Regions from separate parts of the Homo sapiens genome. Here region 2 is linked to region 1. Evidence: chromatin contacts called from ENCODE Hi-C or POLR2A ChIA-PET data. All regions are on one chromosome and are shown on one strand. The core of a region is the stretch at or near the end of the contact, and the rest is flanking DNA. Distances in the headings are between cores, read along the strand shown. Region 1 holds the start of SAMM50 (SAMM50 sorting and assembly machinery component). Region 2 overlaps PARVB (parvin beta).

Region 1 (7,091 bases), core at 1,754-4,253:
CTCCTCTCACTGATTCACCTTCACTCCTCAGAGGTCAGGTGCTGGCTGATAGAGGCAATGAGGTGAGCCCCTCACCTCAGGGCGCTCAGCCCCTGGGAAGGTGATGAAAAAGGGCACCCCAAGGGGTGTCCCAAACTAATAGGTGGATGACTCCCGTGGGAAGATCCAGTCTCCCCTCCCCATGGCCAATTAAATTTGGGGTGTTTTTCTTTACTTTTTTGAGGCAAGGTCTTGCTTTGTTGCTCAGGCTGGAGTGCAGTGGCACAATCACAGCTCACTGCAGCCTTGACCTCCTGGGCTCAAGCAATCCTCCTCCTTCAGCTTCCTGAGGAGGTTTTAATTAAATAAATTAAAAGCTAATTAAAAACATTTTTTTTTTTTTTTGGTAGAGATGGGGTCTCACTGTTTTCCAGGCTGATCTTGAACTCCTGGACTCAAGCAATCCTCTTGCTTCAGCCTCTGGAGTAGCTGGGACTACAGGTGCTTGCTACTATGCCCAGCTATTTTTTTTATTTTTTATTTTTATTTTGTAGTGATGGGGTGTGTTTCCTAGGCTGATCTTGAACTCCTGGGCTCAAGCAATCCTCCTGCCTCGGCCTCCCAAAGTGCTGAGATTATAGGTATGAGCCATTGCACTCAGCCTGGATTGTATTAAGGAAACTAGCTTAGTCACTAAACTGCACTTCTACTTCTGATTGGACAAGATTGGCACTTTGTAAACCAGGTTTTCTGGGATGCTGGTTTCCTTGAAGATGTTTCTAGCTGGTATTATCATATAGGATAGGCTGAGTTATGCTGCATTAACAAGCAAAACCCAAAAGGTTTATTTCTCATTCGTGCTGTATGTCCAGCAAATGTGGCTGGGCTTCATTTTAAGTCGTCCTCACTCCCAGACCTAGCCTGTAGGTGCCCCACCATTGGGGGATCGCTGATTGCCATGGCATGGTTAGAGAAATATGGTTCTTAAAGGTTCTCATCCAGAGTGGCACATCTCTCTTCTGCTCACAATGTGTTGACCAAAGCAAGTCACATGGATGGGAGCAGGGAGATGCAATCCTCTCTTGTGCCCAAAAGAGGAGCACAAGAAATACTGTTGAATAGCATTGCCAGAGGCCACAGAAAAATCTCCAAAACCAAAAATCTCTATGACCCAATAAATTCAAGAAATACTGGGTTAAAGAGAAGGAAACCAGTATATGCACTGTGAGACTTCTCAGTCTTTATTATATACATTGTAACCATCACAGACAGCCTTTAATATATACATCTTAACTATCACAGACAGCCTTCAGTATATTATATACATTATAACCATCACAGACAGCCTTCAATATATTATATACATTATAACCATCACAGACAGCCTTTAATATATACATTATAACTATCACAGCCTTTAATATATTATGTACATTGTAACTATCACAGCCTTTAATATATTATATACATTGTAACTACCACCGCCTTTAATATAGTATACCCATTGTAACTATCACAGCCTTTAATATACACATTGTTAACTACCACAGACAGCCTTTAATATATTATATACATTGTAACTATCACAGATAGCCTTTAATATATACATTGTAACTATCGCAGACAGCCCTTTGTTTGAGGGTAAAGCATGTGACTTTGTTTTCCTCCTGTTCCCTCTGCCATCCTCCAGGGCCTCACACACAATAGGCTCTCAAATATTGCAACCATCTTGCACTCTGCAGGGCAACCTCATGGCTTATCCTTTACAAGTGGCATACTCAGAAGAATAACGAGGAAGAAAGTGTAAGAAAAGAGGGCTGTTTGGGCAAAGAAAATCTGGTTGATTCGATGTTTACAGAGTGCCAGGCCCCATGCTTGATCTCATGAGGTCCTCAGACCTTATGCCTTAGGCTATCATTTCCATTTTACAGATAAGGAATTGAGGCTCAGGGAACTGAGAGTGAGGGAAGGGCAGGGGCCTGGCTGGTGCTGGGTTCTGTCTCTTTCCAGGCAAGAAGGGACATGTGGACTTGAATATTTAGCTCAGGGATGTTGGAGGCCTAGGGTGCTGCTATTTAAATGGAAAGGGTGTCAGGGTTTCTGGGAGGGAGTAAGGGGACAGAAGAAAAGATGCTTCTGTTATCAGAAGGGAGTGGCAACGTGACAGGATACTGAAGCTTCCTCTTTTCTTATTCTGTCTCGTTTCTTTCAATATACTTATCACAATGTGTGGCTGATATTTATTATGCCTTTTTCTTTTCTATTCTCTTTTCTTTTTTGGGGCAGGGGAGCTGTTTTGCCACCAAAACCTAAGCCCATGGCCGTCTTCTTCACCGATATGACTGGTTCTCATGCAAGCACCTAGATGGCCCTCGCCCATAATTACTGGCTGCAGTTGAGTGAATAGCGGTCATTATCTAGCGCCCACCGTGTGCCCGGCCCGGTGCCGGGAGCTTTGCTTTCCGTCTCTCACATTAGGCCCTTTTAATCCAACCCCCAAGAAGGAGACACGACCATCGTCTTCATTTTGACGATTTTGAGTGGGGGTTCCAATGACTTGAACGAAAGGAGCCAGGGCACCAATCCGGGTTTGTGTAGCAGATGCCGGTGAGACCCGACTACTGCAGCTCGGGGGTGGCCGGACCCGGGGTCTCCCCGCTGAGTCTCGGGGCTTCACCGGCGCGTGGGCACAAGCACAGCACCCTCGGGTCGGGGGTGCTAGGAGGGCTAAGAGCAGCAGGACTTGAGTGACACCCAACAGCTGGTCTGATCTCTTTCAGGCGCCAACGCCAGACGCCAGCCTCCCAGCGGACCCTCTCGCAGACCCACCTTCACCCCACGCGCCCTCCCCACACAGTCCACGCGCCAGCAGCTTCGCGGATGTCAGTGAACGCTCTTCGCTTGCGCAGTCAGAACGTCCTCCGCGGCCGTGTGAACATCCGGGTCACAGGCGCATAAGGACCAATGAGCGAAGGCATCGCGAGCCAGGGGGCGCGGAGAAGGCGGGGAATCATGGCCGCCCCCAGTGTTCCGCGTCCGGGGGTTTGTGGGAGTTGCCTTGACCTGCAGCTCCGCCACCGCGGACCCGCCTTCTGCCCTCAGCAGCAGACGCTCTGTCCCGCCCGGGCAGCTCTGCGAGGCAGCGGCTGGAGAGGGAACCATGGGGACTGTGCACGCCCGGGTAAGAGGCCCAGCGACCCGCGGGCTGCGAGGCCTCTGGGCCAGCAGGGCAGACGGGCGCCGCGGGGAGACGCTCTCGTGGCTGCGCCCAGGGTTCACCGGGAGAGAGGGTGCCAAGGGTGCCGGGCTGGGTGGAGGAGGCCGAAAAGAGGTCGCCTCGGGCCAGCGAGTCTTGCAGACCTTCGAGCAGGAACCTGATAGGAGGGACGAGACTTGGCTAAAGGTCACTCGGCGAGTCCGTGGCCCAAAGGACTTGCCAACTTTCTGTGATGTCTTAGACCGCAGTGAATGTGCTCTTTCTTTGCATGATTTTAAGTTTTCTCTCTTTACTGGTCACTTCCAGCCTTTCCCCGCTCAGCCGCTGCTGGAGCCATTGTAGGCTCCTAGAGCAACAAGAATCCTTTGAAGTCTTCTAACTCAAACCTATCTAGGGGTCCTCTTTTCTCCTGTCTACCGTGCAAAAGACGGAACCGCTCTCTGCCTTACTTCCTGTTTTAAAGTGGAGGTAGTAATAGTACCTACCTCGCCTGGCTTAAAAGAGAATTAAAAGACAATGCATGTGAATACTTGGGTGCCTGGCGCCTGACTAACTGTACTGGTTGCCAAACTCCTCTCGTTTATCCTAATCTTAAATAAGGGCCAGATAATGAGTTACTTCTCCAAGGTCACATAGTTACTGGTTCCAAATGGCCTAAAACCTCAGATTTCCTGAGTCTCAGCCCCAACACTACTTTTCTACTGCAACTTTGATTGCTTCACTTGACCTGCATAGACGTTTTCAGTAGTTCCCCATTAACTTCCAAAAAAATTTAGCACAGAAGTCGCAGCCTGACATCGATAATTGGACTTAACTTCCCTTTATATGTCTTTCATTCAGATCAAACACCGTTTCTCTTCTGACATCTCTTTGTGTAACTGTAATAGGTCTGTTGCTCAGTGTGCTCGATAAGTCAATACACTCAGACAGTGGGTTGCAGCAGAGAAAGAGTTTCAGTTGCAGGGCCGCTGAACGAGGAGATGGGAAAAGAGAGGAAACCTCAAATCCATCTCCTTCAGGAGTTTGGACCTCATGTTTTTGCTGAAGTGTGGAGATCCTTGATTGGTGGAAGAGTGAAGGGTGAAGTTATGGGACAGGGAGATGAGGAAACTTCTCATGCTGATTCCGTTCCTCTGTTGCGGGGAGGAGTCTTCAAACTGGTTGGCAGCATCAGTTTTGCTGGAATTCGAGATCTGAAAAACATCTAAAGCAACTCTTAAGCAAAAGCCTTATGATTCTAATTTTAGAAATCCTATCTGTAAAATCAATGGGGATGCAAATAGTATCTGTGACTTTTGGTTACTAGCAAGTAGGTCAGAGTGCAACCTGAGCTCTTCCTGCCATCTTGGCTCCTGTGGCGGCCTGCCGGGAGCAGGACTTCTGAAAGGAAATATGTCTGGAAGGCTGTGGTCCAAGGCCATTTTTGCTGGCTATAAGTGGAGTCTCCGGAACCAAAGGGAGCACACAGCTCTTCTTAAAATTGAAGGTGTTTATGCCCGAGATGAAACAGAATTCTATTTGGGCTCATGTATACAAAGCAAAGAACAACATAGTGACTCCTGGCGGCAAATCAAACAAAGCCAGAGTAATCTGGGGAAAGGTAACTCGGGCCCACAGAAACAATGGCATGATTCGTGCCAAATTCTGAAGCAATCTTCCTGCTAAGGCTGTTGGACACAGAATCCGAGTAATGCTGTACCCCTCAAGGATTTAAACTAATGAAAAGTCAATAAATCAATGTGGATTTGTGCTCTTGAAAAAAAAAAGGCAACTTGATTAATGGTTAATTGTAACTACATTTCTTTTGAGATGGAGTCTCACTGTGTTGCCCAGGCTGGAGTGCAATGGTGCAATCTCCACTCACTGCAACCTCCGCCTCCCAGGTTCAAGCGATTCTCCTGCCTCAGCCTCCCATGTAGCTGGGATTATAGGCGCACGCCACCACACCCAGCCAATTTTTGTATTTTTAGTAGAGACGGGGGTTTCATCATGTTGGCCAGGCTGGTCTTGAACTCCTGACCTCAAGTGATCATCCCGCCTCGGCCTCCCAAAGTGCTGAGATTACAGGTGTGAGCCACTGCGCCCAGCCAATTATAACTACATTTCTGTCCAGATGTCCAGAATAATTTTTTTTGTTGTTGTTGAGACAGAGTCTTGCTCTGTGCCCAGGCTGGAGTGCAGTGGCACGGTCTTGGCTCACTGCAAGCTCCACCTCCCAGATTCACACCATTCTCCTGCTTCAGCCTCCTGAATAGCTGGGACCACAGGCGCCTGCCACCATGTTCGGCTAATTTTTTGTATTAGTAGAGACGGGGTTTCACTGTTAGCTAGGATGGTCTCGATCTCCTGACCTTGTGATCCGCCTGCCTCGGCCTTCCAAAGTGCTGAGATTACAGGCATGAGTCACCACGCCTGGCCTTTGTCCAGAATTCTTGTTAGCCCTGTGAGGATGGCTTTATTTGGACCGCACTATTGCACTTCATTCCCCCTCCCATCATCCATCTTTAGCATCAAAATATTCCCATCTTTTAGAACTCCGTTCTGAAAGTTCTTTATCCCCTGCATTTGGATGGGCTTCGCCTTTCCGTGCCATTTCCTTTGGTGCCATTTACATTTTGGCTTGTTTTGGGTCTGTTTGCATTTTCGTCTTATCCTTTGATCCTAAATTTCTAGATGTAATGGTAGGAACTGCATCTTCTTGGCTTGCATCCCCTGTGGCATCTTGAACAAAGTAATCACTCATTATTTATTCAGCTCATATTTATTGATGGTCTGCTATGTGCCTAGCACTGTGATAGGTGCCAGGGATACAGGGAAAAAAGTATCTGCCTTTATGGAGCTCTTTTTTTTTTTTTTTTTTTTGAGGCGGAGTCTTTCTCTGTCACCCAGGCTGGAGTGCAGTGGCGCCATCTCGGCTCACTGCAACCTCTGCCTCCCGGGTTCAAGTGATTCTCCTGCCTCAGCCTCCCGAGTAGCTGGGACTACAGGCGTGTGCCATCACACCTGGCTAATTTTTGTATTTTTAGTAGAGACAGGGTTTTGCCATGTTGGCCAGGATGGTCTCAATCTCCTGACCTTGTGATCCACCCGCCTCAGCCTCCCAAAGTGCGGGGATTACAGGCATGAGCCATTGCGCCTAGCCTGTGGAGCTCTTTTTACATTAAAATTGCTGCTGCTTTGATGAGTGTTTTGAGAAAAAAACGTTTTCAGTTCTTTTATTTGACTTTTTCATCCCACTAGCCAGTGTCTTTCAGACTTTTTGATCAAGACTCAAACAGTAAGAAAACATTTGCCATTTACCACCTAGTACTCATGCTTATGTCAAACAAAATTTTGTGCAATAATACTTAATATGTGTTATGTATTGTTATATTTTCAGTTTTCTTTTTTTTTTTTTTTTTTGAGATGGAGTCTTGCTCTGTCTCCCAGGCTGGAGTGCAGTGGCGTGATCTTGGCTCACTGCAACTTCTGCCTCCTGGGTTCAAGCGATTCTCCTACCTCAGCCCCCTGAGTGGCTGGGATTACAGACAGGTGCCACCACACCCAGCTAACTTTTGTATTTTTACCTGAGATGGGGTTTCACCATGTTGTCCAGGCTGGTCCTGAACTCCTGATCTCAGGTGATCTGCCTGCCTCAGCCTCCTGAAGTGTTGGGATTACAGGTGTGAGCCACTGTGCCCAGCCTGTTGTTATATTTTCTCTTGGATTCTAGTCTATCTCACTTTAAAGATGCTGTTCATAACTCATTCATTTCATGTCCCATACCCGCTGCCTTGCACATGGTGCTCAATACACACTTATTGACTGACTGGTAGACCGATCTGCTTAAAGGTTAAAGGCTACATCCAAATATTTATTTTATTTTTTTATATTACACACACACACACACACACAC
Region 2 (6,641 bases), core at 3,812-6,311, 94 kb after region 1:
GGATTACAGGCATGAGCCACTGTGCTTGGCTTGGGAGAGCAACTTTTAAACTCTCTTTTTATTTTGGATCCATGGTAAGAAATATATTTCCATAAAAACCCCAGTTCAAGCATACATTTACCTATATCCATGAATAAAAGTTTCATGAAATGATATCTTCCTATAAGCACACTGACGTTTGCTACTCTACTGTTCTTTCATTTCATTAAAGAAACGTGCTGTCCAGGCAATCTCAGTACTTTGGGAGGCCGAGGCAGGAGGATTGCTTGAGCCCGGTGGTTTGAGACCAGCCTGGTCAACATAGCAAGACCCCATCTCTACAAAAAATAAAATTAGTCTGGCGTTGTGTTGTGTGCCTGTGGTCCCAGCCACAGGTGCCCCTGCAGGGGCAGGGGGCTTTCAGGTGGGAGGATCGCTTGAGCCCAGGAGTTTGAGGCTGCAGTGAGTTATGATTGCACCACTGCACTCCAGCCTGGGTGACAAAGAGAGAGTCTCTGTCTAAATAAATAAATAAATACATACATACATAAAATATGCTAGTCACAGTTTCCTAAATGGATTTTATGACTCATTGAGTCAAAATGATAGTTTTAAAATGTTGCTAAGAGAGATGTAAGGAGGAAAATGTGTTGGTGAGTGTTGAGGAGCCCAACTTCTTTTGAGAAATCATTGTTGGATCTGGTGTCTCATGTGTTACCCTGGGGTTTCAACTCCTGTTTGCTCATTCAGTTATTCATTGATCACCCTGTCTTCCAGGCATGCAGTCATTCATTCAAGGTGATTATTGAGCTCCCCTTGAGAGCAGGTATGGGGCTGGGGGTTGGAGATCCAGTGAGTGGTCCTGCTTGAGAGACTGGCCCTGCCCACATGGCACTAGTGGGCTGGGACTCTCCCATCACTCTTGTCTCCATCTTGTTGTGCACTGTTGATGCTCCATTGAATGATCTTGGCATCTTTGCTGAAAATCAGTTGATCATCAATGTATGGATTTATTTCTGAGCTTTCAATTCTATTATGTTGATCAACAGGTCTGTCTTTATGTTAGTACTACACTGTCTCTATCACTGTAGCTTTGCAGTACGTTTTGAAATTGGCAAATATGACACTTCCCACTTTGTTCTTCAACCTTGTGTTGGCTATTTGGGATCCCTCGAGATTCCGTATGAGTTTTAGGGCGTGATTTTCTATTTCTGCAACGAGCCACCATTGGAATTTTGGGAGGAATTGTACTGAATTTGAGAATTGCTTTGGGTAGTATCTTTAACAACACGAAGTCTGCCAGTCCATGAACATAGGATGTCTTTCCACTTCCTTAAGTCTTCTTTAATTTCCCTTCGCAATGTTTTGTGGTTTTCAGGGTACGAGTCTCTTGCCTCTCCAGGCAGATTTATCCCTGGGTGGCTTATGCTTTCGGATGCTGTTGTCAGTGGGATTGTTGTCCTTGCCAGTGGTCGCTGAGCCCAGCTGCAGCCTTGTCTTGCACTGCAGGGTGTCTGTGTCACCTACTTGCCTAGTTCTGGCCACTTTTCTTGCAGGAAGTCAGAAGTGTACTGATCTGGAGTAGGACCCTTAGCACAACAGAGCTGCTCCTTGGTGCTAGGAGATGCGTCCTGAGGCTGGCCATCCATGTCAGAGGACCTGGCGCCTCACCCTCATCATGGGATATCACTGACCACCAGTGGGGGATGCATCTCTGCTGGGCTTGGCCTGCAAGGTAGGAGCTGACTGCAGGAGTGGGAAAGAGCCCATGGCCCCTGAGGGGGCCTACAGTTGGCTCTCCTGTGGTTACTTGGCATGTTTGATAGACGCCTGGGTCTGGCACAGAGAACACTGCCCGCTGACAATCATTGAGCCTCGGCAGGCTGGCCCCGATGACATGTTATCTCCCCACACAGTCCCTGGACACACTTGATTAAAGGTGCTTATTACTTTCATAGTGTTGGCTGGAGTGATGTGATAACTCCACAAAAGGTTCTGGCAGAATCCCAGACCTTGGGGTGTTCCCACCAGTGTCTCTGTGTTCAAAGTTCAGCACAGTGTGGGGTGGCAGGAGATGGGAACTTGGAGACTGAGGCCAGAGTCTGCTGACTTGAGCCTCTGCTGAGGTCCTTATCAGTGCCGGGAGAGCAGCAGCCTAATCTCAAGATGGTTTAGAGGATTTAGCGGGGGCGTGCATGCAGAGTTGAGAACTGGCTCCTGGGTCGGTGTGCGGGGGGTGGGGATGGCCCGGGGGCCGTAGCTACAGTTTGTCTTCCTTCCCCCACCGGCAGAGGTGAAGAGAGGTGTTTTGTCCTGGAGCCACCAGGCCTATCCATGGAGGAGCAGAGCTTCACATGGAGCCTGTGCCCCGTCTTAGTCTATTTCGTGTTGCTATAAAGGAACACTAAGGCTGGCTAATGCATAAAGAAAAGAGGTTTACTTGGCTCCTGTTTCTGCAGGCTGTACGTGGCACTGGCATCTGGTTCTGGGGAGGCCTCAGGGGCTTCTCCTCATAGTGGAAGGTGAAGAGGGAGCAAGAAAGGGAGAGGAAGGAGGTGCCATGCTCTTTTCTAAGAAAACAGAAACACAGCTGCATTATTTTAAGCAAAACACATATTGGCTTAGGTCGCTGTATTCATCTCCCAGGGCTGTGGCACCAAGGCACCAGACACTGGGTGGCTCTTTGGGAGGCCAAGGCAGGCAGATCACTTGAGGTCAGGAGTTGGAGGCCAGGCTGGTCAACATGGCGAAACCCCATCTCTACTGAAAATACCAAAATTAGCCGGGCATGGTGGCATGAACCTGTAATCCCAGCTATTTGGGAGGCTGAGGCAGGAGAATCACTTGAACCCAGGAGGCGGAGTTTGCAGTGAGCTGAAATTGTACTATTGCACTCCAGCTTGGGCAACTGAGCCAGACTCCATCTAAAAAAAATAAAAAATAAAAAACCCAGCAGAAGTGGATTCTCTCACAGTTATGGAAGCCACAAGCTTCTAGGGGTTAGAATTCCAACATATCTTTTTTTGGGGAAAGAGGGGCATAATTCCCCATAGAAGAGCCTGTAATCTCAGGGAGCCTTGACCCAGGTATTTGACGTTGGTGTAATCTACTTGTGTATGTGTATTGGTGGACAAAGGGGATGGCCTCACATCCCTTCAGCATCTTGGGGGTGGGCGGTGCCTCCCCTCCGGCTCCCCTGAGTCAGCCCCGGGGAAGACCAATTGTGGGGCTGGATGGTGTGGGAACCCCCAGCTCCGTCCTGTCTCCAGCCATCAGTGAGGTGTGCTTGGCCATTCCCCACAGGACCAGTGGGCGGGATGGGGCAGCTTTGCAGTTGGAGAGGATGGGGGTTCAGGCAGGCAGAACAGATGCGCGGACACAGAAGAGCTGTGCAGAATGTGGAGTTGAGCTTCCTGGAAGGCCCATAGGAGAGGCGAGACTGAAATCTTCTTGATACTTTTTCACTGGGGCCTGAAAGCCTGGTGCAGAATGAAACTGAAAGCACTTGTCTCGTTGAGCAAATCATTCAACTTTGTTATTTCTGTAATTGAAATAATTCCTGGCATTAATTATGTGGAGAGCACTCATGACCATGTGGACATATCTTTTGGGGGCACATGAACTGAGGGTAATAATTTCGCTCGAATTTTTTTTTTGAGATGGAGTCCTGCTGTGTCGCCCAGGCTGGAGTGCAGTGGCGTGATCTCGGCTCACTGCAACCTCCACCTCCTGGGTTCCAGCAATTTTCCTGCTCTAGCTTCCCCAGTAGCTGGGATTACAGGTGCCCACCACCATGCCCGGATAATTTTTATATTTTTTAATTTTATTTTTATTTATTTATTTTTTGAGACGGAGTCTTGCTCTGTCACTCAGGCTGGAGTGCAGTGGCACAATCTCAGCTCACTGTAACCTCCGCCTCCAGGCTTCAAGCGATTCTCCTGCCTCAGCCTCCCAAGTAGCTGGGATGACAGGAGTCCGCCACCATGCCTGGCTAATCTTTGTATTTTTAGTAGAGACAGGGTTTCACCATGTTGGTCAGGCTGGTCTCAAACTCCTGACCTCATGATCCGCCTGCCTCGGCCTCTCAAAGTGCTGGGATTACAGGCATGAGCCACTGTGCCTGGCCTAATTTTTGTACTTTAGGTGGGATTTCATCATGTTGGCCAGGCTAGTCTCGAGCTACTGATCTCAGGTGATCTGTCCACTTTGGCCTCCTAAAATGCTGGGATTACAGGTGTGAACCACTGCGCCTGGCCTATTTCACTCCATTTTGCCGAGGAGGGAACAGAAGTGTGGAGTCCTCCCAGCCACATGGCCTCGGATCCGGGCTGCAGGTCCAGGCTTTCCGGCTCCAGGGCTGGTGCCCTCTGTCCTGTGCCACTTCCCCTGCAAAATGAGATGAAAATGAGTCTCATTTTACGATGAGGAAACTGAGGCCCTGAGAGAGGGTGAGAAACCAGGTCTCTGGCTGAATGCACCTCTCACTGAAGACATCTCCGGGTGGAAATGTTCTGAGAGCTGCTGTGTGTGCTGGTGTCAGAATGAACAATACCCATAGTGCTTGGCGTAGACAATCAGCAAAGCTAGGGACCCGTTTTCTCCTCCCAGCCCCCTTTCTCACTTCAGGCCCTAGACAAGAATCGGAGGTCCGTTTCTCAAGTTTAGCTCCTGTCTGATTAAATTTGAGGTTCGTTTCTCAAGTTTAGCTCTTGTCTGATTAAATTTGGATTTGCTCCACTCTTTTTCACGGGCATAAAAATATCTGCGGAGTGAAAATGTGTGCAGAGGATGCACTGCGTGCAGGCTGCGGCTCGAGGTCAATCAGATTCCTCCAGCGATAAAAGGCCTGCTGAGGAAGCGGCCCCACTCCCAGCACAGCCCCATTGATTGGCTTTTATTTTCCTCTGTTGCTGGAGTGATCCAATTTGAAGCCCTGTTTCTGAGCATGTTGCAAGGAACCCTAGGGGCTGCCATAGCCCTGGAGATACTGGCTGGAAATCAAATTCAAATTGGTGCTTTCTTCCTATTAAAGCAGGAGACCTCTGCCCGGGAACGGGCCATTTGGGGGCTCAGCCATCTGGCACATGGAGTGAGTAGGTTTTATTGCCAAAGCCGTCCCGGCCTTGGCCTCAGCCTCTGTGTGGCTCTGGTGGGGAGTGTGTCTCGATGTTGTACTGTGAATAAGCCCCATGCCTACTTGAGTTTGGGGTTTCTGTTTTACCTACACTTCCATATTGTGGGCATGTGGCTGCGGAAATGTGCCTGCACCTGGACTCGCTGTCACTCACTGGCTTCTCGTGGTACAGCCTAGGGAGGGTTGCCCCAGCCGTATTTAGTTCTTCCTGCCTCAGATGAACGGGCCTCCTCTCCCAGCTCCTAATCAGGAGGGCAGAGTCTCGTTGGCGGCTCTCCTGTCCTGCTGCCACTGCCTTTACACTTCTTCAGATATGCGGCCGTCTTAAGGTGTAAATGCCTTCCTCTGTTTCCCAGTGGTTATCTAAAGCAAGGATTGGCAAACAGAATCCACACCATAGATTTGAGGTATGTTTGTTGTCCTCTTTCCTTCTTAAACTGTTAGTAAACAAGACATTCCTACAGGTGACCCCTTTCGGCCTTTTTTTTTTTTTAAGACTGAGTTTCGCTCTTGTTGCCCAGGCTGGAGTGCAATGGCGCCATCTCAGCTCACTGCAACCTCCGCCTCCCGGGTTCAAGTGATTCTCCTGCCTCAGCTTCCCAAGTAGCTGGGATTACAGGTGCCTGCCACCATGCTAATTTTGTATTTTTAGTAGAGATGGGGTTTCTCCATGTTGGTCAGGCTGGTCTCGAACTCCTGACCCCAGGTGATCCTCCCACCTCAGCCTCCTAAAGTGCTGGGACTACAGGTGTGAGCCACTGCGCCTGGCCAGTCCTGCACTCTTCAAGTTTCTATGTGTTGCAGACTGGTGGGGTAGCAATATCAGTTAGAGAGACAGGACTGGGGTCACTTGTCCCCTGTTAGCTCAGTGACCTTGAGCTCAGCTTAGACACATTGTCTCTGAACACTGTGCTGATGGCAACACCTCTCTCACCTGTCTTGCAGTCTTATTTGAGGAATTAAATGCAATAACCTGGGAGAAAGTGCAGGTATGAAGTCAGGGCACACAGCCCGTCACCAGGAGCTTGAAGGAGGAGAAGAGTGGGTGGGGATGTGAGCACAGAAGCTGAGGCGGGGGCTGAGCCGGGTGTGTATTTCTGCCTGTGCCACAGGGACACCCCTTTCAGGCACTGGGCGCCTAGCTCCTGTTGTCTCATCTCCTAAGAGAGTCTCGGGAGGCCTGAGACTCCCTCACTGCTGCGGGCTTCAAGAGCAGCATCTGTGCTGAGTAACAGCCATGGGGGCAGAAGCAGAGATCTCCCGTGACAGAGTAGTTAGGCAGCCGTAAAAATCCTACCACCAGCTCGTGGAAAAGGTCTCATTTGACAGGTGCCATGCCGTCAAAGACTTGTGCTCTGCAGCTGCAAATTCCCAACTGAAAAATATCAACAATTCTTACGAAGAGAGAAGGGGAGCCCTGCAAAGCTGTTGTGTCACCCCGTCTGTTTGTAGGCGCTGGGGGGATTGATGATGAGGTGGGGACTGTTCGGCTGGCCACACTGCCATTGTAGATAGCCTGTGACTCTGT

The links. A loop is a pair of places that touch in the nucleus more often than their neighbours do. ChIA-PET counts read pairs that join two places held with the same protein, here RNA polymerase II (POLR2A). Pooled maps may share reads with other maps.
Region 2: a loop to region 1 is called in a pooled map, with 2.9 times the contacts of the local background. The contact joins the enhancer-like site here to the promoter of SAMM50 in region 1. A Hi-C loop is called at or near these places in 2 of 50 pooled maps. POLR2A ChIA-PET finds 5 or more read pairs at or near these places in 2 of 52 experiments (AG04450 and endothelial cell of umbilical vein).

Annotation. Positions count from the first base shown.
Region 1 is chr22:43,952,439-43,959,529 of GRCh38, forward strand. It overlaps SAMM50 (SAMM50 sorting and assembly machinery component), which reads left to right and starts at 3,004. Exons shown (of 15, transcript NM_015380.5): 1 at 3,004-3,160. The coding sequence starts at 3,140. It also overlaps the pseudogene RPL35AP36. RefSeq lists enhancers at 2,229-2,981, 2,649-2,698, 2,779-2,858, 2,982-3,733, 3,539-3,748 and a silencer at 2,822-3,096.
Region 2 is chr22:44,044,755-44,051,395 of GRCh38, forward strand. The region is part of intron 1 of PARVB (parvin beta); the gene reads left to right. Among named protein-coding and RNA genes, the nearest start is that of PARVB, 24 kb to the left of the region's middle. RefSeq lists enhancers at 1,326-1,875, 3,790-4,738. Within about 2 kb of position 5,062, at least 5 of the 41 ENCODE cell types and tissues checked have a DNase peak (open chromatin) inside an H3K27ac peak, as active enhancers do.